7 separate regions of the Homo sapiens genome follow, and all the other regions are linked to region 6. A link is a contact called in ENCODE Hi-C or POLR2A ChIA-PET data. All regions are on one chromosome and are shown on one strand. Each heading gives the region's core, a stretch centred on a gene start or an enhancer-like site at or near the end of the contact. The rest is flanking DNA. Distances are from core to core; before and after follow the strand shown.

Region 1 (4,043 bases), core at 984-3,483, 780 kb after region 6:
GCCCCCTCGCCACATCCCCTGCACTTCTAGGACAACAGGTCCCATCATGGCTGCTGCTGAGCCCCACCCTGCATCTGGCCTTTTGAGCCAATGTTTCTGTGTGTGGTGGGCATCATGCTTAGGCTTGTGAATCAGTGTTTCTGTGTGTTGCCACATAGCTCTGTGAAATAACGTCTTCCACTGGGCCTTTTACTCCCTGTGTACTTAGCTCTGTGTGTTAATTAAAAAAAAAAAAGTTAACAAACAGGATAAAGAGAGGGAGGGTAATGGCTCTTCCTAAGCACCTGGATAGCCATGGTCTGTGAAAAAGGTAGAAACCAAGAGAGTAGGCGGTATCTAGATGTCTTCCTACTTCCCAGTGAATCCTATTCTTATCCTTTGTGCATCCCAAGATTTGTTGCTAGCACCCATGGGTTTCTCGTTTTCCCCCACAGAGGTTCCCTATAAAAGAGAAGAGGAAGCCTTAGAGGAGAGGAGACTCTCCCGTGGTGAGATTCCAACGTTGCAGAGGAGTTAAGTGTGAGGCACTCCCGGAGCAAAGTCTATGAAGGATCTTCTGCAAGAGGCTGCCTCCTGGTCCACTGAACCTGGAAACTGAGTGGGCTTTAACCAGGAGATAAAAATGGAGCCTGAAGGGAATCAGGCAAGGAAATGAACTCAGGATTCAGAGATCTTTGAATTAATATGTGGTGGGTTCTGACATTATTCTTCCATAAGACCATGTGGGTTTCCATGGTGGCTATCAATAAAACTCCTTAGGAAAACTTGGACTTTGCATTTGCTTCTGGTATTATAGAGGGAAGAAAGGCTGAAATTGTGGGTCATCCATGTGCCTGGGCTGGAATAGGTTCATGCTCTCTAGGAGGTATAGAGTAGGTGCAGTGATGTGAAGGAGCTGGGCTATAAGAACTTCTAGGCCTAGCACAGTGACTCACGCTTGTAATCCCAGCACTTTGGGAGGCTATGTTGGGTGGATCACTTGAGGCCAGAAGTTCCAGACAAGCCTGGGCAAAATGCTGAAATCCTGTCTTTAATAAAAATACAAACAAATTAGCCAGGTGTGGTGGCGCGTGCCTGTTATCCCAGCTACTTGGGAGGCTGAGGCATGAGAATCGTTTGAACTCGGGAGGTGGAGGTTGCAGTGAGCTGAGCCGAGATCACGTTACTGTACTCCAGCCTGGGTGACAGAGCGAGACTCTGTTTCAAAAAAAAGAACTTCTGGCTCGCAGGAATGGCTTGAAATAGTGGCTACTATGGTTGCACCATAGGAAAAGTGGGGACAGGTGACAAGTGAGACTCAGTCCTCAGGGTGGAGACAGTCAGGGTAGGAGGGCTGGGGATAAGGGGTAGCTGGCGTGTGTGTGTATGTACTGGCATCGGGGTGGGGTGAGAGGGTGCAGAGGGAGGATAACCAGGGATAAGAAAAGAAACTACCAAGATTTTGGGTGTCCAGGAGCCTGCCTGAGGCCTGCTGAATATCTCCTATCCCTTCTTCTGTGGCCTTTATCCCTCCTCATTTTGCACCTTCAATTGCTCCCCAGTCACTTCTTCTCATCCATCTCTTTCACTCACTCCTGTTCTCCCATCCCATTAAGTACTCTGTACACCTAGGAGGCTTGTGAAACAGCTTAAATGCAATTAAGATAACCAGAGTGTATCCTCAGCCCTAAAAAAGTTACAGTCTAAGCTTTCTTCAAGGAAGGCTGTATCAACTGAAGAGAAGTAGATGCCTGCCTGCAGTTTAAGAAATAGGGGCCAGTGAGTTGGTGTTAACTCAGGACATTGGGAGGGACAGTATTTAGGACCAGGGATCAATGCCTGAAGGTTTCCCAAAGTGTGGACGAGACAACCTGTAAAACTTTGGATTCCCTGAGCAATCTTTTGATGACTAACTCCAGTGCGGAGTGTCAGGAGAGCGGGCAATCCGTCTTCAGTGGTTTTGGTCAGCAGGCCACAAACAGGGTTGACTATTCCCAGACGGGTCGTGAGTGGTACAAGATGAGTGATCCCTCCAGGGTGTGACTGTAGGGATGAGCTCGCCCTCAGTCCCAGACGTCGCGACTGTTGGCAGTGGATCAATTCACAACAGCCTGGCGTAGCTTCAATTTCGGCTCCGGAATCGCCCTTTGCTGTGTCATAGACCTGAGGCTGGACTGGACCGCTAGGCGCAGGACTGCAGGGCCGGCCGGGTGGGCGGGGCACACCCAGTGCGCATGCGCAGCACCCCGGCCCGGAAACAGCGCGGGGTCCGCTATGGCGGCGGCAGCCGAGGGCGTACTGGCGACCCGGAGTGATGAGCCCGCCCGAGGTACCCGGAATGGATGGGGAGGAAGCGTCCGGTGGGGGGCCTGGGGCTCCGTCTCGGGTGGGCGAGGTTGAGTGTGTGGTGGCTCACCTGGCAGGAACGGGCTGGTGAGAGGAGTGCACTTGTCGCTGCGCGCGAGTGTTTGTCCTGTCAGGGTGACTGGGATGGTGCCAGGATGAGCGGGGGTGCCGGGTATGGGCGAGGGGCGGTGCGAGGGAGGCGAGTTGATGTGTCAGATGGGCAGGGACGCAGTGAAGGACTTGAAATTATGGCAGATGGAGAATGGAGCCGACTTGATGGAATGAAGGCAAGTGGAGGGATGTCGGAACAGGCTGCTTTGGCTGGATTAGCACCGGGTGTAGGCGGGACACTTAGTCATTCTCCCTTGGCCCAGACGATGCCGCCGTGGAGACAGCTGAGGAAGCAAAGGAGCCTGCTGAAGCTGACATCACTGAGCTCTGCCGGGACATGTTCTCCAAAATGGCCACTTACCTGACTGGGGAACTGACGGGTGAGGCGGGGTCTGGGTTGATTCGGGTGCGGTTTGGCCCAGGAGGCCTGGGAGATGGTTAGCAGCATCAGTCTGCAGCTCCCTTCCTACCCTGCATGCCCTGAGACAGGCCTGTTGGAAGTTGGGGGAGGCCATGAATGGGAGAGAAAGAAAATACAACTCTGCAGGCCTCTGTAACATAGACTAATGAGAAAACAATAACAAAAAAGAGTTCATATCCAGCAACAGTAATCAAGAAGTGCTTCCTTGGGGAAAGTGTATTTTGAGCAGGGTTGTGAAGGGAATTATTGGTGGAAAAGGGGGAGATGATACAACTAGCGAATGAGGTGGTATGTGCAAGCAGTGTGTTTGGCTAAAGCAGAAGATGTGTTTACCGGGATAAAGAGAAATGAAATTGAGGAACGGGGAGTGACCTGCAGATTTAGGGACCTATTAGTTTGGTCTGAGGATTTGATAACCCATCCTTTGGGACATGACTAGTGTTTGATCGTTTCCAAGTGGACACATGACCTATGTGTGGAGGAGGATCAGAAAGTGAAGTATGGGCAGGGCGCGGTGGCTCATGCCTTTAATCCCAGAGGCCGAGGCTGGTGGATCACTTGAGGTCAGGAGTTTGAGACCAGCCTGGGCAAAATGGCGAAATCCTGTCTCCACTAAAAATACAAAAATTAGCCGGCCGTGGTGGCGGGCGCCTGTAATCCCAGCTACTGGGGAGACTGGGGCAGGAGAATCGCTTGAACCCAGGAGGTGGAGGTTGCAGGTTGCAGTGGACTGAGATCACACCACTTGCACTCCAGCCTGGGCGACAGAGTGTGACTCCATCTCAAAAAAAATGAGAAAGAAAAAAGAAAAAGAAAGAAAGTGAAGTCTGGTCCAGTACAGCATCTCAAAAACATTTATTAAATTGTTTCACTTCCCCAGGAAATTACTGTAAGCTAAATTTGTGAATCAGAATCTATGAGAAAAGGCTTGATACAGAATAGTAGGGGTTGTGAATCTGTAATTTTTTTTTTTCTTTTTCTGTTTTTAAGAGACAGGGTCTCACTATGTTGCCTGGGCTGGTCTTGAACTCCTGAGCTCAAGTGATCCTCTTTCCATCTATTTTGGTTGATGGCACCACCCAGGCTTAAAACCCCAGATACATCTTAGTCTGCTTCCATCCCTCAATATCTACTTGAACAAGTCCTATAAATTCCACTTCTGTAATGTTCTTGCACCCATGCTCTC
Region 2 (3,989 bases), core at 545-3,044, 530 kb after region 6:
ACTTTGAAAACATTATTCTAAGTGAAAGAAAATGGACACAAAAGGCCACATATTGCATGATCCATTTATATAAACTGTCTGAATAGGCAAATCCATAGAAACAGAAAGTAAATTAGTGGTTGCCAGTGGGTAGAGGTAGGGGCAACGTGCTAATGTGTATGGGTTTTTTCGGAAGCAATAAAAATGTTTTAGATAGTGATGATGATTGCACAACTTTGTAAATGTACTAAAAATAACTACTGTACACTTTAAAAGGTTTTTTTGTTTTTGTTTTTGTTTGTTTGTTTTTTGTTTTTGAGACAGTCTCACCCTGTCACCCAGGCTGGAGTGCAGTGGCGTGATCTCGGCTCATTGCAACCTCCATCTCCTGTGTTCAAGTGATTCTCTTGCCTCAGCCTCCTGAGTAGCTGGGATTACAAGTGTACACCACCATGCCCAGCTATTTTTGTATTTTTAGTAGAGATGGGTTTTTGCTGTGTTGGCCAGGCTGGTCTTGAACTCCTAACCTCAAGTAATCTTCCCACCTCAGCCTCCCAAAGTGCTGGGATTACAGGCGTGAGCCACCGCACCCGGCCTAAAAGGGTGAATTTATGGTATGTGAATAATATCTTAATAAAAATAAATAAATTAGATCAACTCTGTTTCTTGACCTAAATTGGATCAGGGTTTGCTATTGGTTGAATGCAGATGTTGTGCAATTATTCTGAACATCAACTAGTGATGTCATTTACAAGACAGCAAGTTGCTGTGTAGTCCTTCCCAAAATTTATATATTAAATAGTATATATCCATATTTGTTTACTTTTTATAACTTAAAAAAAAAGAGACGAAGTCTCACTATGTCACCCAGGCTGGTCTCAAACTCCTGGTCTCCAGCCATTCTCCAACCTAGGCCTCCCAAAGTGTTGGGATTACAGGTGTGAGCCACAGCTCCCAGCTTATATGCATTTTTATTGCTCTGATATATACTTGAGAATGTTTATAATAATAGGTTCTGCTCCAAAACAGTGGTCACCTGAAAAGTCACTGGAAATACGTGCATATTTATAATGTGTAAGTTATTCAAATCCCAAGTGAAAACATTCATATGCAAACATAATAATGTCTCCAATTCTTCTGTTGAGTTAGTTTGTTCATTATGGGCCGGTTTGTAATTTGTTTTATCCAAGTCCTACCAACTCTGAGGCTTTAAGCTGTCTCTGGAGAGCTGCCTCTGGTGATAAGTTTAATTTTACATTTGTTGGGTTGAGGTGACTGAGACATGCAGATGGAAACACGGACTGAAACTAAGGAGCCAATTCAGGGCCGAATTGTGTGTTGCACTGGCGTCTAAGTGAAGATCAACCCATTTGGAGAACAGAACAACAAGCAAGACCAACAGGTGAATTTGAAGAATGATCATGTTTGGGGATGGAAGGAAGTGCCCGTGAAGGAGAGGAAAGCAAGCAGCCAGAGAAGAGAGTAAGACAGGCTCATTTCACTAGTACAGCTCCTGGGGGAGGTGGTTAAGCTGTCTACCTGAGTTGCTCAGGTTCCGAGTTCCCATCATCCCTGGATGGGTCTAAGTCAGCTCAGGGAGAAAAAGGACACAACATTCTGAAATGTCAGAGACCTGCCTGGTTTTCCCTTCTTCCCGCTTATCCTTCCCAGCCTCTATCCAACCCTTGGCTTCCCAACTGCGTATTTAAACCCCGCCCCTGTTGAACCCTTCGGCTTTTCTTCACTCCCGGCTTCCTCCGTCACGTTTGGCCCGGCTCAGCCGCCGTGACAGGCCTTTGCGCATGTGCAGAAGGGAAACGTGAAGAAGGTGAAGATGGCGGTGGCCAGGGCCGGGGTCTTGGGAGTCCAGTGGCTGCAAAGGGCATCCCGGAACGTGATGCCGCTGGGCGCACGGACAGGTCCGCGAGAACGGGCGAGACCTCAGTGTGGGAAGGGGGTACCTGAAATTTGGTGTATCGGGAGGGGGGATCGTAGATGCCGCGGCGGCAGCCTCCGGGTAGGGAGTGGAGGTGGCGTTGATATATCCAGAAAATGGGGTGGAGGATCGCACTGATCCTGCGAAGTCCCGGGCTCGGACCTCTGCAGCCCCTGCGACTTGAAGCCTTCGGAGCGGCTGGAGAGCGGGCTCGCTTCTGACCTGTTCTCTTCTGCGTTCTAGCCTCCCACATGACCAAGGACATGTTCCCGGGGCCCTATCCTAGGACCCCAGAAGAACGGGCCGCCGCCGCCAAGAAGTATAATATGCGTGTGGAAGACTACGAACCTTACCCGGATGATGGCATGGGGTGAGACAGAGAGGGTATGCTCGCACCCAAGTAGTGATGGGAGAAGGCCGGCTGGGTTGGGTGGCTTGACTGTGACCCTTTTTCCCGAACCTTCTCGTGACCCCTCAGAGTCAATGGAGTGGGTGCTTTTCTCTGTGGAGGGAGGTGGGAGGGGGGTGGGTGAGCAGCTGCAGCTGAGAGGACTTCAATTTTCTCCTTGGCTCAGGCTGTTTCCTCAAATGAGGAAGCCGAGGTTTTAATGGCTCCCTCGAGGACCCCCGAATAGCAGGAGCCTTCCTTGGCTCTATCCAGAGCGTCGAGTTTCATTTAGATTGAGCATCTGCTGCGCTCAGGTGCTGTCATCCAGGCATGTGACCAGGCTGGAGCTGGACTCCTGTCATGAGAATCTTATTTGTAAACGGAGTACTCTATATTTGTGTGTATGTCTCTTTAAAAAAAATGTTTTTCTGTTAGTGCTGTGGAAATCGTAGCAACTATTAAGCAGATTAAACAGCCAGCCCCCTTACGTACTCCAGTTGATGTTATCCTATCCCTTCCACACTCTTCCGTATCCATACCCACATAACATCCCAATGGTTAATTATCTGAAGTGATTATCATCGCCTTTATTTCCTGTCCTAATGTCACTCTTTCAATCTTGGTTTCAGCAACTTCTATTCTTCTTGTTATACACTCATTTTCTGTAGCATATGTCTAGTTGTCATCATTTCCTGTTTTTTCTTATGTTGTGGACAAGAGCAGCCTTGTTCGAAGCCAGTGTCAGATGAACCTGGATTTGTTGGGGAAAACCCAGCTTAGCAAGAGGTCCCATGAGGTGTTTGAGACGCAGAGATGAATGCCAACTGGGTGGTCAAGAACACAGTTATTACGAGAAGAGTGCTTTTCTAATCTGTACCCTTTTTGTTTTTATTCCAATTAGCTGGGTGACTTTGGATTCAGACTCTAAACTTTAATTTTTCATTTTCTATCTAATGAGGGAATCAGAGTACAGTCATATGTCACTTAACAACAGGGATACATTCTGAGAAATGGGTTGTTAGGTTATCTCCTCATTGTATGAACATTAGGAGTGTACTTACAGAAACCTAGATGGTATGGCCTGCTACACACCTCGGCTTTATGGTATGGCCTGTTGCTCTGAGGCCACAAACCTGTACAGCATATTGCTATACTTAATACTGTGGGAAATTGTAACACAATGGTATTTGTGTATCTAAACATAGAAAAGGTACATAAAAGTATGCTATAAAAGATAAAAAATGGGCCAGGCACAGTGGCTCACGCCTGTAATCCCAGCACTTTGGGAGGCCAAGGCAGGCAGATCACGAGGTCAGGAGATCAAGACCAGCCTGGCTAACGTGGCGAAACCCTGTCTCTGCTAAAAATACAAAAATTAGCTGGGCGTGATGGCAGGTGCCTGTAATCCCAGCTACTTGGGAGGCTGAGGCGGGAGAATTGCTTGAACCCGGGAGGTGGAGGTTGCAGTAAGCTGAGATTGTGCCATTGCCCTCCAGTCTGGGCAACAAGAGCAAGATTCCGTCTCAAAAAAGAGAAAAAGATAAAAAATGGTACATATGTATAGGGCAGCTTTATTATAAACTTATGGGACCCCCTTCGTGTATGTTGTCCGTCATTGACTGAAATGGTATGTGGCACATGACTGTAATTGATTGCTAAATTCCCTTTCATCTCTAATATCACACG
Region 3 (3,785 bases), core at 76-2,575, 990 kb before region 6:
TTGTTTTGAGACGGAGTCTCGCTCTGTCGCCCAGGTTGGAGTGCGATGGCGCGATCTTGGCTCACTGCAACCTTCGCCTCCCAGGTTCAAGCGATTCTCCTGCCTCAGCCTCCCGAGTAGCTGGGATTACAGAGGACTGCCAACACGCCCGGCCATTTTTTGTATTTTTAGTAGAGATGGGGTTTCACCATGTTGGCCAGGCTGGTCTCGAACTCCTGACCTCAGGTGATCCACCCGCCTTTGCCTTCCAAAGTGTTGGGATTACAGGTGTGAGCCACCGCGCCTGGCTTATTTTATTTTTTTTACTTGTTTTTTCTTTTTAATAGTATTCTTGCTGTTATAGCACATCTTTTTAAACCTTCCATTTGTGTATAAAAAAACAGAGACTCAGGCTGGGTGCGGTGGCTCACGCCTGTAATCCCAGCATTTTGGGAGGCAGAGGCGGGTGGATCACCTGAGGCCAGGAGCTTGAGACCAGCCTGGCAACATGGTGAAACCTTGTCTCTACTAAAAAATACAAAAATTAGCCGGGCGTGGTGGTACACTCCTGTAATCCCAGCTACTGGGGAGGCTGAGGCAGGAGACTCTCTTGAACCCGGGAGGCAGAGGTTGCAGTGAGCCGAGATCGCACCACTGCACTCCAGCCTGGGCAATAGAGTGAGACACCATCTCGAAAAAAAAAAAAAAAAAGAAAACAAAGACTCAGAGGCAGGGAGTGGTGGCACGTGCCTGTAATCCCAGCTACCAGAGGCAGAGGCAGGAGGACTGCTTGAGCCTAGGAGGTGGAGGCTGCACTGAGCTGTAATTGTGCCACTGCGGCACTCCAGCCTGGGCAAGGGCAAGATCCTGTCTCAAAAAAAAAAAAAAGGAAAAGAAAAGAAAATAGATTTCTGGCCAAGTTAATAGAGCTTTACACGCTACTTTGCACTTATCAGGCACACACGTATTTGTTGAAAGAATGAGTTTGTTTTCAATCTTTCACGTACAAAGTTGTAATACACATTTGGAAAATATATCTTTCCAAACTTCGCCAGTATTTCTAGAGGATACATGTATTCCTAGAAGTAAAATTGCTGAGGTCAAAGAGTCGGCCATGTTTCGGAAAACTGCTATTGCGACCCAGTAGGCCCTCAATAGACAAGTCCACTGCGAATTTATTTCTCGCGATGCCTTTCGGGAGTTGTAGTCTTTGCGATGCTTGCTGGGAATCGTGGTCTGAGCCGGTCTCAGGAAGCGGGCGTGGACTAACCCATTGCGCGCCGGGCTTTAGGACCCGGCGGGGCGCGGGGACACGGGAAGGGTCGGGGAGGTCGGGAGCGCGCCCGTGAGCCCGGAGCAGCGGCAGCGTCGGTGGCGTCGAGAGCGAGCGGGCCCGGGAACGGCGCGGGTGGTAGAGGAGGAGCCGCGGGCTCGGTAAGCGGCGGCGGCCAGGCCCGGCCCGGTCCTCGAACCTGACCAACCCTGCGGGTCCTGCCATACTAGGCCTTGGCCCCGAGGCGGTTCTGGGGGCGGGGCCTGCGCTGGCCGCGGGGACGACGAGGACGCGAGGGGAGAGGGAGGGAGGACGGCTGCTGAAGCTGCGTATGCCGGGGAGGGCTGGGCCTGGGGGCGGCCGAGCCTAGAGAGAAACGGCTTCGCTCTTCCAGCGGCCGGTCCCTCGGACCACACGGTCCCGGTCACGTCCCTCTCCCGCATCCCTGCGGGGCCTTCTGGCTTCCGAGGTGCTGACCTTTGACCCCGCCAGCTGCCCCGAGAGCTTCCTCTCCTGCTGTTCTTGGTCCTGGGGTGCGGGCGTAGGGCAAGGCACCTCTGAGAATCTCAGGGATAGAGGAAAGCGGGTTTGTGCGAAGTCTTCAGGTGTCCCGGAAGGGCTCCAGTCCTGTCCCTCTCCAGGCTCTGACAGGCTTTAACCCACTCTTCACACGGAATCAGTGAAGCTACTGTGTTTTCTTTGGGTTACTCGGCGAGAGCCCAGGAAAGGAACCTGTTCCCAGGAGGGTATAGGGAAGGAAAAAGTAGAGAGAAACCTGGTCCCCTGGAGAAGGAGAAGCTGAGGCGTGCTGCCCCTGGCGAATGGGGAAGCAGAAACTTGGGCCATACCCAAATGTATGTCACTGGATCATCCGACCCTCCGCAGTTCTTCCTCTCCAGAAAGTTTTTTATTTTATTTTATTTATTTATTTATTTATTTATTTATTTTGAGATGGAGTTTCGCTGTTGTCGCCCAGTCTGGAGTGCAGTTGCCCGATCTCGGCTTACCACAACCTCTGCCTCCGGGGTTCAAGCGATTCTCCTGCCTCAGCCTTGCGCTACCACGCCCAGCTAATTTTATATTTTTGATAGAGACGGGATTTCTCCATGTTGGTCAGGCTGGTCTCGAACTCCCAACCTCAGGTGATCCGCCCGCCTCGGCCTCCCAAAGTGCTGTGATTAAAGGCGTGAGCCACCGCGCCCGGCCTTTTTTTTTTTGTTTGTTTGTTTGTTTTGTTTTTTGTTTTTTTGAGACGGAGTTTCGCTCTCGTTGCCCAGGCTGGAGTGCAATGGCGTGATCTCGGCTCACTGCAACCTCCGCCTTCCAGGTTCGAGCGATTCTTCCCCGTCAGCCCCCCAAGCAGCTGGGATTACAGACGTGAGCTACCACGCCCGGCTAATTTTTGTATTTTTAGTAGAGACAGGGTTTCGCCATGTTGGCCAGGCTGGTCTCAAACTTCTGACCTCAGATGATTCACCCACCTCGATCTCCCAAAGTGTTCGGATTACAGGTGTGAGCCACTGCGCCCGGCCAGAAAAAGTTTTGAGCTTAGTGAGAGCTTTTTCTTTGCTATCCTTTAGTTGCTTTGTAAACTAGGGTAAATATGATTTGTGTCCCTGCCCGTAACTTAGCAGGATTGGAATTATTTTGGGTGTACCTTAAGTTGGATTTGTGTGCACAATAGCTTCTGTGTGAAGACTTTCAGGATATCAGATCACAGTCAAGGGAAAGAGGGATCCCTCTTGTTACGACTGTAAAGGGGGAATACCCATTTCAGTGACTAGAGAAGCCTTTAAGGTGTTTTCATTGGACTTTTAGGTATTACAATTTATTGTTCAACTTTTTTTTTTTTTTTTTGAGACGGAGTCTCGCTCTGTCGCCCAGGCTGGAGTGCAGTGGCATGATCTTGGCTCACTGCAACCTCCGTCTCTCGGGTTCCAGCGATTCTTCTGCCTTAGCCTTCTGAGTAGCTGTGACTACAGGCGCGCACCACCATGCCTGGCTAATTTTTGTGTTTTTAGTAATGACGGAGTTTCACCATATTGGCCAGGCTGGTCTCCAACTCCTGACCTCGTGATCCACCCGTCTCAGCCTCCCAAAGTGCTGGGATTACAGGAGTGAGTCACTGCCCCCAGCCGACTTGTTCAACATTTGGATAATTAAAACAAGGTGAAAACCTCAAAGCAGTCATTATGAAATTTGGAATCTCACACTGAGCACAGTTTAGGAATCTGTAACATTTGGGGAAAATGGCCAAAAATTGATCCAGGATATATAAGGGTGAACTGTTTATTCAACACATTTATTGAGCACTTACTATGTAACTTTGGGAGGCGGAGGCCGGCGGATCACAAGGTCAGGAGATCAAGACCATCCTGGCTAACATGGTGAAACCCCGTCTCTACTAAAAATACAAAAAATTAGCCGGGTGTGGTGGCGGGCGCCTGTAGTGCCAGCTACTAGGAGGCTGAGGCAGGAGAATGGCATGAACCCAGGAGGCGGAGCTTGCAGTGAGCCGGGATGGTGCCACTGC
Region 4 (3,691 bases), core at 903-3,402, 630 kb before region 6:
CCTGGCTAACACTGTGAAACCCCGTCTCTACTAAAAATACAAAACAATTAGCCGGGCATAGTGGCGGGCGCCTGTAGTCCCAGCTACTCGGGAGGCTGAGGCAGGAGAATGGCGTGAACCCGGGTGGTGGAGCTTGCAGTGAGCCGAGATTGCGCCACTGCACTCCAGCCTGGGCGACAGAGCCAGACTCTGTCTCAAAAAAAAATTCTCCATTAATGAAAATAAAGTAAATTACACTTGCATGATTATGGATTTTAATCCTGATTTATGTTGGGTTAAAGAAGTTTTAGTGCCTCCACTAAAAATGAGATAGAATATAGATGAACTACTCAGCTTTACTATGTATCCTGAATGAGTTAAGTACTCAAACAGTAAGAAATTACAAACATCTCTAACACAAATCTAAACACAAAATGCAGGAACCATATTCCTGCTATATCATTTGTCTTCCTTCTTGATTCGCTCATAGTACACAAATGTAGCAAAATCAATAAATATTGAACTCATGACATCACCTAAATGTGAAGTATTCCTGCCTTAGTAGTCTTCTAACAGTATGGTACCTGTGAATAAGTAAATTTCTTTATAATGATCTCTAAAACATGGCTTAAATTCTTTGGCCGCATTGAAATCTATAAAATAGTGCTTTCAATAAACCACTGCCTTGAGTTTGGAAATCGTTTTCTACACAAAGTCTTTGTTGCATTTGGAGAGGGGGAGGGATGGCATTTTTTTGTAACAGGATTTGACCTGTAACTATTATTAAGAATTTTCTTAGAGGAGTTCAAAGCATTTTACAGGGATCATCTCATTTATCCCTCGAAAGTAAGGCAGAGGCATTATCTCCACTACAGATTGAGAACACTAAAAGGCCAAGATAGGTGGGGCTTTTTGTTGTTGTTTTGCTAAGATCAAAAAGTAATTCTAGGGCAAAGCCAGATTCCGGTCTGACCTTGTTACATGATGCTTCTTGCAGCACCATAATACAATGTAGTTGCTTCCCTAGGTTTCTCTTTGGCTATGCTAGGTGTTGAATAATTTTCAGGGTCAATTTTTATTCTTCCCTGCTCCCTGAAAATGAGTGTTAAGATGTAGATAAGTACAAAAGAAAACTCTCCAATCCTTCCTACCTGGATTTGGAGTACAGGATAAACAGACAGAAATTGGCATCTTCCTCCCCTCCTCCAAGTTTTACTGCCTAGCCCAATGCTAATAGAAAAATAACCCGAGCCACAAATGCAAGTCCCATGTATAATTTTAAATTTTCTAGTAGTTACATTAAAATATATTGTATTTAGCCCAATACAGCGTATCCAAAATATTAACACTTCAACACGTAATCAATATAAAATTATTAATGAGATATTTTGCATTCTTTTTTTTGTATGGCTTCAAAATCTGGTGTGCATTTCTCACTTATAGCTCATTTCAATTTGTATTAGCCACATTTCAAATGCTCAGCAGCCACATGTGACGAGGGAGGACACTGTTGGACAGCACAGGTCTAGACCTCAGTAGCTCTCCCTTCAGATTAATGCCATGTGAATCGAATGGGTGGTATGAAGAATGGATGCTGAGTCCTTGGAGAATCCACTTGCACTTGGGTGGTGACTGATAAGAAGCCCTAGCTGTGCCATTTCCTGATACATGACTGTTTTTGAAGTTATGGACTCAGGATCTAGAAGACTGCAAATCCCCAAATACGTCTAACACCCAAGCTCACGCCAGGACCGTGCTTCCGGGCCTGTGTGAGAACCTAAGCTATGGAACCTGTCAACTTCTAGGGCTGCAGATTCGTTGGGCCCTCACATGTGGCCCGTGGAAAGGAGGCATCACTCGAGGAAGAGGAGGGCTTCTAGAGGGGCAAGGCCACCCAACTAGGGGCTTCTTGAGGGCAGGTGCTCCAAATGGCCGCTTCCTGAGGGCAGCGGGTCCTCTTGTGGCCTCAGGCAGGGCCCTGAAACCGGCCTCACGTGTTTGCAGCGCGAACTCCTGTGCTTCCACCAAGCGCTCTCGGGGATGCGGGGGTGGTGTCAGCGCCCCGGCCCCAGCCCGCACCCCGAAGTGGCTCCAAGGCTGCAGGTGTGAGGGGCGTGCCCAGGGCTCGGCCCGCGCCGCCCCATGTGACCCGGTCCGACATGGTGTCGCCTCCTCCCGGGGCGGCGGCGGTGGCGGCTCGGGCTGGGCTCCGCGTCGGGCCGGCCCCGCGGCCGCTCATGGGCAGCCAGGGCCGCTCGGGGCCCCCCGGGAACGGCGGGCCCGGCGAGGGCGAGGGCGGAGAGGCGAGGAAGCTGCAGGAAGGGAGGGTGGCGAGGGGGAAGCGAAGGAAGGGGAAGGGGAAGGGAAAAGCGAGAGCGGGGCAAGGCGGAAGAGGAAGCGGGGCGGAAGGGAAGCCCGGGCCGCAGACGGCGAAGGAGGCAGCCGGGCCGGGGGCTGACGCGGGAGCGAGGGCATGCCCAAGGGAGGAAGCAGAGGGAGGCAGAAGCGTGGAGGAAGGGGCGAGAGGCATCGTCAAGGGAGTCGAGGGGAGCGCAGGGGCCGGGAAGGAGGCACAAGGAAGAGAGTATGGGAAGAAGGAGGAATGGAGGGTCAGGGCTAGGCGGCGGGAGGGCGCCAGGCCGGGAAGAGCACAGGGACGAGGGGGTCAGGCTTGGGCCGACATCGCGGGGACAGGGGTGGCCATGGCGGCGGCGGCCGGGGAGGAGGAGGAGGAGGAGGAGGCGGCTCGGGAGTCGGCTGCCCGCCCGGCCGCGGGGCCTGCGCTCTGGCGCCTGCCGGAGGAGCTGCTGCTGCTCATCTGCTCCTACCTGGACATGCGGGCCCTCGGCCGCCTGGCCCAGGTGTGCCGCTGGCTGCGGCGCTTCACCAGCTGCGATCTGCTCTGGCGCCGGATAGCCCGGGCCTCGCTCAACTCCGGCTTCACGCGGCTCGGCACCGACCTGTAAGCGTCCGCTCGCCCGCCCGCTCCCCGCCCCGAGCCGGCCCCGCGTCCCGGGAAAGGGCGGGGCGCCGCGGCCTGGTCGGCCCAGGGTCGTGTCGCACCCCGAGTTTCTAGGCCTACACCTGACCTCCGCCTACACCCTTTCCCGAGCACTCTCGGGGACCCCTTTGCCCCTCCTCCCCAAGGCCTCCATCTGAGGCAGCCTCCCGAGAGCATCCCTCAGTAGGCACCCTCCCGGGTGGGCCGCTCCTCACAATTAGCCATCTTAGGCACTCCCTACAGCTTTCGATTGTGTGTTTTTGCAGAGGTTTAGCTGCCCCGGTTCCTTCGCCCCAGAGGAGCCAGTCTGGTACGGTGCTTTGGACGATTCCTTGAGTCCAGGTCTAGGACTCAGGTTCCTTAAGTGGTCTATCATAAATTTTTGTGGACTTTCATCTTTCATCCTCCCTACCCTTTTCTAAAGGTTGTTAAGCTTCAGGGCTCGGACCTTAAGAGAAGCCCTCGGTCCCAGTGTTCAGCCATAGTTTATGACTTCATATAGGCAGAGCGACACGAAAAAGGGGGCCTGCTTGAGGCAGGAGGCTGGAGTCTGTCCAGGATGTGTACAAGACATGGTATTGCAATTTGGCCTGTTTTTGGTAGGGTCTGAGACCTGTGAATGAAAAACTTTTCTGAACCACTTAAACTGTTAAATAGGAAGGAAAAAACATGTAGGGAATTGGGGGAATAAGAGCTTTCAGATTGCCCCCT
Region 5 (3,875 bases), core at 445-2,944, 690 kb after region 6:
CCATTCTCCTACCTCAGCCTCTCGAGAAGCTGGAATTAACAGGCGCCCGCCACCATGCCTGGATAATTTTTAATAGAAACAGGGTTTCACCATGTTGGCTAGGCTGGTCTTGAACTCCTGACCTCAGATGATCCACCCACCTCAGCGTCCAAAGTGCTGGGATCACAGGCATGAGCCACCACACCTGGCCTCTGTGTCCTCTTTCTACCTTCCCAAGATTCTGTACTTGAATCTTCTTTTTTTTTTTTTACTTTTGAGACAGGGTCTTGCTCTTGCTATGTTGCCCAGGTTGGAGTGCAGTGGCACTATCTCAGCTCACTGCAGCCTAGACCTCCCCAGGCTCAGGTGATCCCCCCACCTCAGCCTCCCAAGTAGCTGGAATTACAGGTATGTGTCACCACACCCGGCTAATTTTTGCAGTTTTTGTAGAGTCGGGGTCTCACCATGTTGCCCAGGCTGGTCTCAAACTCCTGGGCTCAAGCAATCCTCCTACCTTGGTCTCCCAAAATGCTGGGATTACAGGCATGAGCCACCGTGCCCTGCCCAAATCTTCTTATTCTATAATTTCTCTTTAGGTCATCAATTTCTCTCCCGATCCACTATAAACCCTTTGGATCTCATCTCTACTTTTCTTCTCGACACCAGATCCTAATTCCCAACTGTCTACTGGGTATTACATCCACAGGGATGTACTTCTTGCAATTCAAATGCCACATGTCAAAAACTGAACTCCTATTCCCTTTGCAAAATCCCTCTGCTTCTCTCTTTCTCTCTCCTTTTTGCTACCTATTTCAGGTAGGGGAAGTGGTGTCCTTCCAGCCACTCAGGCTAGAAACCTCAAAGTCCTCTTCTGATTGCTGTCCTCACTCATCTCACACATCCAGTCAATAAAGTGCTATTGATTCTCCTCCCAAATGCCTCTCAGCTTGTGCCCTTCCTTTCCATTCCCACCGTGACTATCCCAGCTTTTGAGGTCCCATGACTCTTCACCAGAGTGGTAACAATAGCTTCCCAACATCTCCCAGCCCCCATCCCCCCGCTACTCTGCTCTGTTGCCATGAGAGTTAACTTTGCGAAACAGAGAGATTATTTTCCTCTCCTGCTTGAAAATATCTGATGACTTCTTATCACTTACAGAAGCAAGTCTAAACTTTCCACTGTCTCCTCCCACTCTCCCACCACACACCACCTTCCTGCGCCGGTTGCGTCAGCCTCGAACGTTCCTGAACGCTTTGCTGTTCCTGTGCTTTTACTCACGTTCTCCCCAGTGACTGCCCAATCTTTAGTGTGTTTTGCTGACTCCTGGCGCTCTGGCTTTTCCATAAGAGGCGTTTTTGCACGATTGCAGACAGGAATAAAAATGAGCTCTGCCTACTGGGCCGTCCTGGTTAGCAAGGTCTACACCACCTCAAAGGCAGCTATGGACTAAGAGCCCACAAAGAATCTCGGGTTATGAGGGAGGGGCTGGCCGTGGAGACGGCTAAAGCGCCTCATTTGTCTTCCCAGCAGGGAAGCGATGGGACCTCGGCGGGCAGGGAACGCGATCTCCACCCGTCTGGAAAACTCTCTGAGTTCTGGAGCACTGTTCGCGGCCGGACTGAGTGGCATGTCCGCATTTTCCCCATTCCAGGGTAGGGCAGACTGAGGTAGGAGAGCAGAGCCCCGAGGCCGACTCCCCGGGAAAAAAAAAAAAAGGAAAAAAGGCTCCCGCCGACCTGTGATTCACAGGAGCAAGAGGCTGGAAGGACCGCGCCTCCTGATTGGAGCAGACAGAATCAGACAAGCTTGGGGGCCGCTGATTGGCTCCGGCGTGGTCAGGCGCTGGTGGGCTGTTGTAGGTGTAAATAGCTCTTGAAGGCCCGGGTCTGTGACCGGCAGTAACCCCGGCGAGAGTGGGTGGAGAGGGAGGCGCTTCCTCTCCATTCATGTCAGCTGCCAGCCAGGCCCGGGCAGGCCGGCCCTTTAGCGGAGGGGACTGGGCAGGACGAGGCGATGGGTGTCTTCGGAGATCTTAAGCTGGGCTGAAAGTTAAACACTCACCCGCAGGGCTGAGCCAGAGCTGGCACCTTCCACACCGAGCCCCTTCCTATCTGTGACTGTTGAAAAGTTTAATGTGATGTTCTGGGTGAGGACCGAGGCGTTGGAGGTCGCTAGGAGGGTAGTTTTACGGAGTCGCGTTAATGGCTGTAGTGGGTGTACCTTAGTGACCACAGGGAGGTGGCAGCCTGTCCTCTCCTCCTCCTGGTCACCGTATTCTATTTGCGGAAAAGGTAAGAATGGAGGCTTGGATAGTCTTTCTACTAGAGATGCAACTTCTCCCACCCTCTACTCCAGGGGAAAGAGAAGTCTGTGGGGAACTGGCTTTGTAAAAAGTAGGAAAGAGGAAAGGGACAAATGGGTACACGTTAAGAAGAGGGTGACTCTCATACATTGCTGGAGAAAATTTAAAGTGGTGCAGCCACTGGGGAAACAGTTTGATGGTGCCACAAAAGGTTAAATATCAAATTAGCATCTGGCCCAGCAACTCCACTCCTAGATATAAACCCTAATAAATTATAAACGGGTACTCATATTTGCACTCAAATGTTCATGGCAGTGCTATTCACAATAACCAAAAGGTGGAAGCAACTCCAGTGTTCATCAATTGATAAATCAGTAAACCAACTGTGGTGTATTCATACAATGGAATATGAATAGGTAATAAACAGGAATGAAGTACTGATATATGCTCCAATGGGGATGAACATTGAAAGATTATGCCAAGAGAAGGAAGCCAGACACAGAAGGTCATATATTGTACGATTCCATGTATAGGAAATATCCTGAAGTGGTAAATCCACAGAGACAGAAAGCAGACTGATGGTCACCAGGGGCCGAGTGTGGGTGGGAAGATGGGGAATCACTGTTGAATGGGTTCAAGTTTTCTTTTGGGGTGAAAATGTTTTAGAACAAAAGGTAGTGTTTGCACAATGTTATGAATGCACTAAGTGCCACAGAACTGGTCAATTTAAAATGGTTAGTTCGGCCTGGCACGGTGGCTCACACCTGTAATCCCAGCACTTTGAGAGGGTGGGGCGGGCGGATCACCTGAGGTCAGGAGTTTGAGACTAGCCTGGCCAACGTGGTGAAACCCCATCTCTCCTAAAAAAAAAAAAAAAAAGAAAGAAAGAAAGAAAAAAAAAGATGGGCATGGTGGCAGGTGCCTGTAATCCCAGCTACTCAGGAGGCTGAAGCAGGAGAATCGTTTGAACCCGGGAGGCGAAGGTTGCAGTGATCCGAGATCATCCCATTGCACTCCAGCCTGGGCGACAAGAGCAAAACTCTGTCTCAAAATAAATAAATAAAATAAAATGGTTAGTTTAGCCGGGCACGGTGGCTCACACCTGTCATCCCAGCACTTTGGGAGGCCAAGGGAGGAGGATCACTTGAGCCCAGGAGTTTGAGACCAGCCTGGGCAATATAGTGAGACCCCTATCTCAATAAATAAAGTGGTTAGTTTTATATTGTGTGAATTGTCTCTCAATTAAAATGTATCTCTCTCTCTCTCTCTCTCTCTCTCTCTCTCGCAAACAAACTGACAGACTAAAAGGTGAGTCCTTCCTGCTGTCCATAATTCTCTAAGAAAGAAATAAGAAACAGCAATTCTGAGTCCTCTGCTGCCTTTCACTTCCACTTTCCTCTCTGTTTTTTGAAGTCTGGCATGGTCCTGGTTACTGACTGCTCCCCATGGAAAATGGCCAGGAGGGAGAGGGCCCCTTCCGCCCCTCTGAGAAGGTCCTCGCCTGGGCCCAGAACCACTGTGAGTCAGCCCGGCATACACACACTGAGCCTTTGTGAGCGCTCTGTGGCCAGGGTGTAGCTGGCTGGGCGGGACC
Region 6 (4,116 bases), core at 672-3,171:
TGCGTGCCTGTAATCAAAACCTTCCAGATCCCCCTTCCCCTTTTCTAAACAGGCCCAGTTCCCAAAGGAGGAAAAGCAGCCGTTCCCTCCTCAGTACCCCCTGGGGGAGTCCTGCGGCAAGGCAGAGAACCTGAAGCTGGACTTGTGCGACAGGCAGGAAGCCTGCAGGAGTGGAGGAAATTGCTGGGACCCCCACGGGGTGTTTGTTTTCTGGCTGCCCCAGCCGAGCCAGACGCAGAGCCCGGGCTCAGGAAGTGAAAGTTACTAAAGCTACCAAGGAAAGCTAGAGGCCTGAATGGACCCCAGTCCCCAGGGATAGAGAAAGAACTTCCCGCTCCCCTTCACTAATCCCTAAAAGCAGGAGAAAGCAGAGAGGTGGGGAGACTGGGTGAACAAACTGCTCTAAGAATGAAACGTGATTGCATCTCACAGGAACCCGTCTTGCTGCCTGGACTCCACTGGTCTGGGAAAAGTCGGGGGGGTCTCTGAGCAAACCATAGGTTATGTGCCTGCGCCCTCAGAGGACCTGTCTCTCCCTGCCAGCCAGCTCTGGAGCTTTCACGTGGTTCAGCGAATGCAGCTTGCTGACGAAGCCCGGGACTCCCACTCCACTCCACCCCCCACCCCCACCTTAAGGTGGCAGCTTTTATGAACCAGTAGCGAGAGCAGGGTTTTATACTGGACTCGAGGCCTCTATAGCCTTATCTTTTTTGCTCTGCTGGCCAGAGACCAATGCTGTCAGGGGTCGGGGAGCAGTGCCTCTAGGAAACCTAAGTGCTGGGGTGGGGGCCCCGGGCCATGCGTACCCGATTCGCAGGGCCCCGGGTGTGCCACAGTGAGGTTGGCATCGGGCCGAGCGCGGGCCGCCTCCTGCAGGCGGCAGATCTGGGAGTAGGTGTGACCGTCGGACCCGCAGAGCGGACTCTGCGAACGACAGGCACACAGAGGTTCCGGCACCTCTCCGCGGCTCAGGTCGCCGCCTGTGTCCAGCCGGCACTCAAGCTGCTCGCCGCAGTGCCCGTAGAAGTGAGCACTGGGGTCCAGGTCGCAGAGCTGGCCCTCGAGGTTGGCGCATTCCCAGCAGCAGCCGCACGCGTCGCGCACCCTGCCCGCCAGGCAGCCCCGCGGCGCGGCGCACTCTTCTGGCCGGCAGGGAGCGCAGCCCTCGCCCTCCGCTAGCAGCCGCATCCAGCCGCGCCGCAGGTAATCTGGGCCTGGGGATGGCCTTGCGCCGGTCGGGGGCGGCGTCAGCACCACCAGCAGTAGCAGGAGCACAGGCAGCGCCAAGGCAGCTGCGGGCCGCGGCGGCGGCAGCATGGTTAGCGGGAAGCCCTGCGAGCACTCGGGGCATCAGCGCGTTCGGGCACCCTGCCAGGAAGGGAAGCCAGGTCAGGAGGTCAGAAACAGGGCCTGTGCCGAAAGACCAACCTCACTGCTTCTTGTACCAAAGCATGACACTAGCATCGCCCCCTCCCCTGCTACCAAGTAGCCTCCCCCAACACACAGGCCTAGTGACCCTCTAGGGATTATCCAGTTATGGCAGTTAGCAATCAGTTGGGCTGTTCTTGGGAGGGCTGGGAGTGAAGAGAGGTGAGGAAAGGGTGATAAGGCTCAGGCGCACGCACACCCACCACCAGCACCACTTCCGTGCACCACCCGACTCCGATCCCTGGCCCCTGAGCATCCTTGCCCAAAGAGAATGGGTGGCTCCAGAAGTAAGAAGCTGCTAATGGGGGGTGAGAACTGGGGGGGCTGATGCCGCCTCGCTTATGGCCTGGGGCACAGAGTGCTCACCTAGTGTCCGGAACTAGACCCTTCGCAGCAGCCGTGATTCGAGTCCGAAAGAAAAGGTTATGGAAAGAAAGCAGAGGCGCAGTCAGCCGGGCCCGCCGGCCACCTCTGCTCCGTCCTGAGGACTTCTGAGAGAGCCCACGAACTTGGATTCAGAAAGCAGCTCCTCCGGCCCCCTCTCTCCGCCCCTCGACTTCGCGCACCCGCCTTCCCACTAGTTCTAAGGCTGCCAATTTTATGTAGCCGCATGGGACCCTCCCGGGTCATTTCCCCCAGCCTGGCCCAAAGTCACAATGCGAGCAGAGGAGCCGTAACCAGACACCGAGGCTGGGAGAGAGGAAGGGGGTGAGGACCGGAGGCGGGGAGTGGGGGTAGGAGTTTGGCTGGGAAGCTCAAAGTGTTGGCTGAACGGCTAGGCCCTGTCCCATCTGATTTTACAGTCCCTGGCGTCGGCGAGGGCAGCTGCATAAGGGGGAGGCGGCAGGAGCTCTGGTGCCAAGTCATTTTACGTCGATGTCGGGGCGCTCCTGGAGGGCAGGACCAACCACCTTCGTCTCCCCGCAGCCCAGGGCTGGTTCCCGGGAGCGACCGCAGGCTTGCCCACCCAGCTGCCCCACCAAGGCGCGGACAGACTGGGCGCCTACATCCGCCTTCCCTCATCTGGCCTCCTTCTTCCTCCCCACATCCGGCAGGTGCTGCGACCCGCGGGTGAGCCGGGTGATTCGAGGTCGGAGCCGACCAGCGGCCGCAGGGAGAGGCGGGCTGGCGCCTCCCCGGCGGGCGTCCCTCGGGTCGGGATTACAGGTTACGGTTGCGAGGCTGGCAGGGCCGGAGACACTCGGCCTCGCGGCCGCCACCACCGCCACCGTGGCACTTTGGGCCGGGGGCGGGGAGGAGAGCATTCCTAGGGGCCCGCCAGCCAAACCCGGGTCGGGCAGGCCCCGCCCCGGCCGGCCCCAAGCGGCTCACAGAAGCCTTGGCGCAGTCCAGCTCGCGGGGGGATGGGCGAGGGTGGGGGGCAGAAATAGCAATCTGCAGCCGGCAAGGGGGCGGCACTTAGTCAGGCTCCGCCCACAAGACCCGGCTGCCGTCCCCGCCCGCCTGCGCGGGATCGACTCCGCATGCGCACTGGAGCCTCGGAATACAGCCAGGACTCTCCCGTCGGAATGCGCCCCTAAGTTGGGCCAAGCCCATTCATTCAGGGGCTCCCGAGCCACGTAGGCGCCATCCCTGGCCAGAGGGGTTCTGAGGAGGTGGGCAAGGGCAGACACTCTCTCCCGGTCTCAAATTCGAAATAGGGACTAGAAGGGAACTTCACGCGAGGCCTCGCAACTGTCGCGAGAATCAGAACAGGAAATCTAGGAACCGAGAACACTAAGAGCCCGCGGATTTTAAACAGGAAAAAGAAAGGGCGGAGCAAACTCTGGCGGATAGTTGTGAGTAATCCCTGGTCCTTGGAATAAGTGTCGACCTGAGACAGAAGGGGAACTGTCAGAGAGCTGCCGGAGACCCTGAAAAAGGCCAGAGACGGGGACTTGTGGGGCTGACGAATGGAATCACCCAAGGAGAGGTCTCTGACTCTAACAAAACACCTTGGGGACGGAGCTCCTTGGCTGGGATACAGAGCAGACAAGTCCGGGATCTTTTAGTGAATTGCTGCCGGCTTCTAAGGCCTGGAGCAGATATTCAACAACAAACTCCACGGACCTAGAAACTCTCCACTTATCCTACTATTGTAGACGGTGGCTTACTTTTAGTCTTCCCTATGCTCTAAGCTTCTGGTAGTAGGAATCGTGCCTAACTCACTACTGTATCTTGTGAACCTAGCCCCGCGCCTGGTGGCACGTCAAATTCTCGGTAAATATTTGTGGATTAAATGTGAAAGACTGCCTGAGTGTTTAACCTGGATTTTCTGAGTCGCTGATGGAGAACAGTAGGTAGACGGGGAACCAGCGCCCTCTGGTGGGCTTGTGGTTCGTGACGAGAACATGCTGGAACCGTGCATCCAGGTAGGCACAAAGATAATAAAAGGGGATCCGCTGTTATTAAGTAGAGATTTTGTTACATTAAAACCCTACATACCGTAAAAATGCTTTTAGAAGGGAGTTTTTTGAATAGGACACAACTTGAAAGTTTAGATACATTCCCCGATCCTCAACATCCCATACTTTATCCATCAAGGCTCCAAAATATTCAGTAACACCTATGCGCATCATACATAGTAAAGAGATAGCAAATGATTTTGCGTATATATACTTTGAAAATGTTTACTCGGTTTTGTGCAAAACAGGCCAAAGGGAAGGGATTTTCTAGCCTAGATGATGT
Region 7 (3,701 bases), core at 568-3,067, 880 kb after region 6:
ATTGTTAAGGATTATTTTCAATGGTCATGCATTTTCTAATATTTTAATAATTGGTTAAAGATTTGTTATAGCGTGGGGGCCGCTGCTGGTGTGTGGCTGGGGTTATGTCAGGGCAGCCTGATCTATATAATTTGGGCAGATGGTGTGAGTCAGAACAGACTATTATAGTGGGATCCCCAAACTTGCTTTTGATGCATGAGTTGGACCACTATTTTTTGGTGGGTAACAACTTTTCAGAGGGGAATGGCAGTTGTGAATTGTATACATTTCATTCTTTAAGCAATATTATGAAAAACTTCAGAGAATGTCTACAGAAAACAGGGTATGGAGCAAGTTATTTTCCATTCTTTTTGCTTTTTGGAAGTTAAAATAGCTAAGCTCTGCAAATATCATTTATTTGGAACAGATAAGGTCCCAGACATTCCTAGATAATAAAAATCAAATGAATGATACAGGTAAGTGTATTTATTGAAGGGTGTGGGTAGAGTGGTCTGGGAAGTCTTGCTTTAATGAAGACGGATTGATTCTATTTACCTCTTCTTACTTCCACTACTAAGTAACCCTGGGCCTGCAGTTTCCTAACCACTTGACTTCCTTGCCAACAGTCTGTCTCCACTTTCAGCCGTTTTATAGATTCATTGGCCCTAAAGCACTGCTTTCCCATACTTCCCTACCCAAGAGGGCAGGGGTCCCCAAGCCCTGGGCCGCGGACCGGAACCAGACAGTGGCCTGTTAGGAACCAAGCCGGATAGCAGGAGGTGAGCGGCGGGCGAGTGAGCATTATCGCCTTGAGCTCTGCCTGCTGTCAGATTAGCGAGTGGCATCAGATTCTCATAGGCACGCGAACCCTATTGTGAACTGCACATGTGAGGTTTGCCGGCTCCCTGTGAGAATCTAATGCCTGATGATCTGAAGTGGAACAGTTTCATCCCCAACCCACACACACCCCCACCCCGTCCGCTGGGTTAGAGGACTTTACAACCCTAGTCCACCTTGTCCAGTTATAGTTCCACCTCTAGCCTTTCAAGGCTTAAACCATTAATGTCCTTAATTTCTCTTGTATTCATCTATCTCCCAACTATACCTTTTTCCTTCCCTTTTTTATTTTTGGCAATATGTGCCCATGGTTTTTTAATTTAAAACGAACAGAATATGTAGTGACGCCTACCATAGCACTCCTTCCCATCACACAAGCCTTCAAGGAAACTGAAGTACTTACTTTGGTCTCCCTGGAGGATTCCCTCCGCCTCCCGCCCCATGTGCTTAGCAATTCTGTTCCTGTAGTCTGGATGGCCTTCATAAAGCCCTCACTGGACCAGCATTCTGGCACATAATAGGAACACTTAAAAAACGAGAGAATGATGCCGTTATATCTAATATCTTCCTCTTCTGAACTTTCACAGCACTTTATTTGCAACAAGTTTAGTTGCTCCTGAAGGGCAGGATCTCTGCCGGAAGCAAGTGCGTGCCACACAGTGGGGCTCCGCATACACTGCAAAAGGACAAATAAACCGAACAGCTACCGTTTGAGAGTGAGCGAGTGGGTTCTCTGCACAAGAACAAACCAACCAGTCCCTTGTCCGAAAGGGCGTCTCCTTTTCTCTGCTTCGCTGCTCACTCCAGACTGCGGGCTGTCCTCTTCCGAAGCAGTTAACCAGCAGTGTACAGAAAGCGACTTGCCTCCAAAGGAGCCTGCGCGGCCCGCGGCTAGGAGAATTTTGTCCCATGCGCTCCCCGTCTCACTAGCCGCGGGCCGGGGCTACGCCGTGTGCGTCCCCGCGCAGCCGCAGTGCTGGGCGAGTGGGCGGGGCCGGCTGTTGGCGGCGGTTGGCTCGGCGCGGGAGTCGGCTGCACGTGCGGGCGGGGGCGATGCGTCACTGATCGGTGAGGCGCGGCCGAGGGGTCGGCTTTCCTCGCGAGCCTGCGGCTGGGCTTCTTCTCAGTTAGTGCCTTCCACCCGGGAGCGACCCTTGGGAGAGGGAGTTTCAGGAAGCTCACCGAGCAGGGGCGGCCCACTGGCCTCCGGGGGCGGAGGAGTTGGCAAGGGGTCAGCGGGCTCAGCCAGAAGGGAAGAATGAGGGGACAGGGGTACTGGACTCCCCGGCTCAGCCTGCGAGAGAGCGCCAAGTTTCCGGAGGGAGAGGGTAGAAACTGGAGGGGGTGGACCTGTCACTCACGGGACTGAGGGTCCTTTTCTCCCGCTCCCAGGAGGAACGAGAATGAATATGACTCAAGCCCGGGTTCTGGTGGCTGCAGTGGTGGGGTTGGTGGCTGTCCTGCTCTACGCCTCCATCCACAAGATTGAGGAGGGCCATCTGGCTGTGTACTACAGGTGAGCGGCATGTGCAGTCAGTTAGGGCTCTAGAGCAGATTAAAAGGGTACTCCAGAGTGGAGTCTGGGAAGTTGTTCCCTCTGCAACGTTCGGGGGCGCATGTCCCATCTCTAGGGAGAGCACGGGGGTCGAAGCGGGCTTTTGCGGAGCACCCTCCAGATGTTGGACAGTTTTAGTGCTATGTTCGTTTTGTTGCAGAGATTAAGTCTCCCTACGGTTATTCCTATACACAGCAAACTCAATTATTTGTAGAAAAATGAAGAAGGAAGAAAGGAAGTAGTCACTCTACCTCTAACTGAAGAGATGGATAAATTATAGTTCGTTCAACTGTACAGGCTTTAGTTTGCCGCTGTAGATGCTGTATGTTTATGGTTGTTTCTTAGACTTTTTCATTTAAAAGCTTCCAGTGTCTGGTTACGTCTTGTAACACCATGATGACTGTGATGGTGCTTATGTCCCTGGACCTCCAGGGACATAAGCACAACACTGATGGGCCATGCTCCTCCCTCCTTACTGTTGCTGTTCAAGTTGGGGACAGGAGTGGTGTGGGAGCTGTTGCTCTCTTGTTGAGCTCGCTTAGCTTTTCCTTCAGCCTAATTACCACAAGTTCCTTTTGATACAGACTAGTAAGAGAGGCCAGTTTGTGGAGAAATTGGGATAATGGTGTATTCAAAAAGAGCGTCAACTTTTTGCTTGTTTCCACTATCCCTCAAAACTGATATTTCTACTTTCAAATCCATCCTGAATCCTAGAAAAAGAGCAATTTTAATGGTATATCTTAGCAGATGGAGCTCTACATAAGAAATTACAGATTAGTCCAGATTTCCTTCCAGTTTAAAAGCATTGTCTTTCTGACAGTAAAACCAGAGAAAGGACATTTCAAGGAATGACTCAAAGAATTAGTAATGAACCTCAAACAGTTCATCTTTCCTTGTTATTATGACCTTGCAAATGTGTTTATATTTTCAAGACCGGTAGCTAAGTTCTATGAATTTACAAGGTGCAAAATAGGACTTTGTTTTCTTTGCTCCCCAAATGCCTCCTTTTTATAATTTCCAGGGCTTGCTTTCATAGTTTTCACATTCCAGGATTTGGTTAACAAGCCCTTATGCTATTTATTTGTATAGTCTTGTCACCCTTCATCTTTTCATGCTAATTTTTTGTTTTTATATAGAAATTTTATGTTCCCAGTATTTTAATTACCTTGTAGATAGATCGAAAGAATTATAAGCCTCAGAAATTTTCTCTTTACTTCAAAGTTTGCATTGTCTTTTTTTCAACCTGGTGATTAAATGTATTATATATTTTGATTTGGCTCTTGTTATGTACTATTAATGTACCTCTACTGAAAGCCATTAGAATTTTTTA

Evidence for each region. A loop is a pair of places that touch in the nucleus more often than their neighbours do. ChIA-PET counts read pairs that join two places held with the same protein, here RNA polymerase II (POLR2A). Pooled maps may share reads with other maps.
Region 1: a pooled map shows a loop between it and region 6 (10-fold over the local background). The contact joins the promoter of BLOC1S2 here to the promoter of KAZALD1 in region 6. A Hi-C loop is called at or near these places in 3 of 37 single-sample maps with no recorded cell type and 7 of 50 pooled maps. POLR2A ChIA-PET finds 5 or more read pairs at or near these places in 1 of 52 experiments (activated T-cell).
Region 2: a pooled map shows a loop between it and region 6 (7-fold over the local background). The contact joins the promoter of NDUFB8 here to the promoter of KAZALD1 in region 6. A Hi-C loop is called at or near these places in 1 of 168 maps with a recorded cell type or tissue (naive thymus-derived CD4-positive, alpha-beta T cell), 6 of 37 single-sample maps with no recorded cell type and 11 of 50 pooled maps. POLR2A ChIA-PET finds 5 or more read pairs at or near these places in 4 of 52 experiments (MCF 10A, PC-3 and activated T-cell).
Region 3: a map of B cell shows a loop between it and region 6 (13-fold over the local background). The contact joins the promoter of ARMH3 here to the promoter of KAZALD1 in region 6. A Hi-C loop is called at or near these places in 4 of 168 maps with a recorded cell type or tissue (B cell, K562, ascending aorta and 1 more), 1 of 37 single-sample maps with no recorded cell type and 13 of 50 pooled maps. POLR2A ChIA-PET finds 5 or more read pairs at or near these places in 1 of 52 experiments (A673).
Region 4: a loop to region 6 is called in a map of CD8-positive, alpha-beta T cell, with 10 times the contacts of the local background. The contact joins the promoter of FBXW4 here to the promoter of KAZALD1 in region 6. A Hi-C loop is called at or near these places in 1 of 168 maps with a recorded cell type or tissue (CD8-positive, alpha-beta T cell), 11 of 37 single-sample maps with no recorded cell type and 14 of 50 pooled maps. POLR2A ChIA-PET finds 5 or more read pairs at or near these places in 1 of 52 experiments (activated CD4-positive, alpha-beta T cell).
Region 5: a loop to region 6 is called in a map of ascending aorta, with 6 times the contacts of the local background. The contact joins the promoter of OLMALINC here to the promoter of KAZALD1 in region 6. A Hi-C loop is called at or near these places in 1 of 168 maps with a recorded cell type or tissue (ascending aorta), 2 of 37 single-sample maps with no recorded cell type and 15 of 50 pooled maps. POLR2A ChIA-PET finds 5 or more read pairs at or near these places in 2 of 52 experiments (activated CD4-positive, alpha-beta T cell and activated T-cell).
Region 7: a pooled map shows a loop between it and region 6 (7-fold over the local background). The contact joins the promoter of ERLIN1 here to the promoter of KAZALD1 in region 6. A Hi-C loop is called at or near these places in 1 of 37 single-sample maps with no recorded cell type and 5 of 50 pooled maps. POLR2A ChIA-PET finds 5 or more read pairs at or near these places in 1 of 52 experiments (HEK293).

Annotation. Positions count from the first base shown.
Region 1 is chr10:100,284,870-100,288,912 of GRCh38, reverse strand. It overlaps BLOC1S2 (biogenesis of lysosomal organelles complex 1 subunit 2), which reads left to right and starts at 2,233. Exons shown (of 5, transcript NM_173809.5): 1 at 2,233-2,308; 2 at 2,700-2,816. The coding sequence starts at 2,254. PKD2L1 (polycystin 2 like 1, transient receptor potential cation channel) reads left to right here. Exons shown (of 16, transcript NM_016112.3): 16 at 435-764. The coding sequence ends at 517. RefSeq lists a silencer at 2,117-2,316 and enhancers at 2,607-2,906, 2,492-2,999.
Region 2 is chr10:100,527,676-100,531,664 of GRCh38, reverse strand. NDUFB8 (NADH:ubiquinone oxidoreductase subunit B8) reads left to right here and starts at 1,794. Exons shown (of 5, transcript NM_005004.4): 1 at 1,794-1,898; 2 at 2,159-2,285. The coding sequence starts at 1,814. RefSeq lists enhancers at 1,322-1,371, 1,505-2,087, 2,930-3,099.
Region 3 is chr10:102,053,713-102,057,497 of GRCh38, reverse strand. ARMH3 (armadillo like helical domain containing 3) reads left to right here and starts at 1,325. Exons shown (of 26, transcript NM_024541.3): 1 at 1,325-1,413. RefSeq lists a silencer at 1,236-1,625.
Region 4 is chr10:101,693,631-101,697,321 of GRCh38, reverse strand. FBXW4 (F-box and WD repeat domain containing 4) reads left to right here and starts at 2,152. Exons shown (of 9, transcript NM_022039.4): 1 at 2,152-2,941. The coding sequence starts at 2,217. RefSeq lists silencers at 1,983-2,262, 2,293-2,342, 2,623-3,082 and an enhancer at 3,393-3,472.
Region 5 is chr10:100,371,395-100,375,269 of GRCh38, reverse strand. OLMALINC (oligodendrocyte maturation-associated long intergenic non-coding RNA) reads right to left here and starts at 1,694. Exons shown (of 3, transcript NR_026762.1): 1 at 1,258-1,694. RefSeq lists enhancers at 365-934, 935-1,502, 1,572-1,701, 1,503-2,072, 1,802-2,131.
Region 6 is chr10:101,059,794-101,063,909 of GRCh38, reverse strand. It overlaps KAZALD1 (Kazal type serine peptidase inhibitor domain 1), which reads right to left and starts at 1,921. Exons shown (of 5, transcript NM_030929.5): 1 at 1,795-1,921; 2 at 807-1,368. The coding sequence starts at 1,317. It overlaps LOC107984262 (a long non-coding RNA gene), which reads left to right and starts at 3,159. Exons shown (of 2, transcript XR_001747569.3): 1 at 3,159-3,800. RefSeq lists silencers at 1,207-1,256, 2,437-2,856 and enhancers at 1,169-2,057, 2,984-3,278.
Region 7 is chr10:100,184,145-100,187,845 of GRCh38, reverse strand. ERLIN1 (ER lipid raft associated 1) reads left to right here and starts at 1,817. Exons shown (of 11, transcript NM_006459.4): 1 at 1,817-2,332. The coding sequence starts at 2,220. It also overlaps a transcript of CHUK not described here. RefSeq lists an enhancer at 1,450-1,599 and a silencer at 1,770-1,919.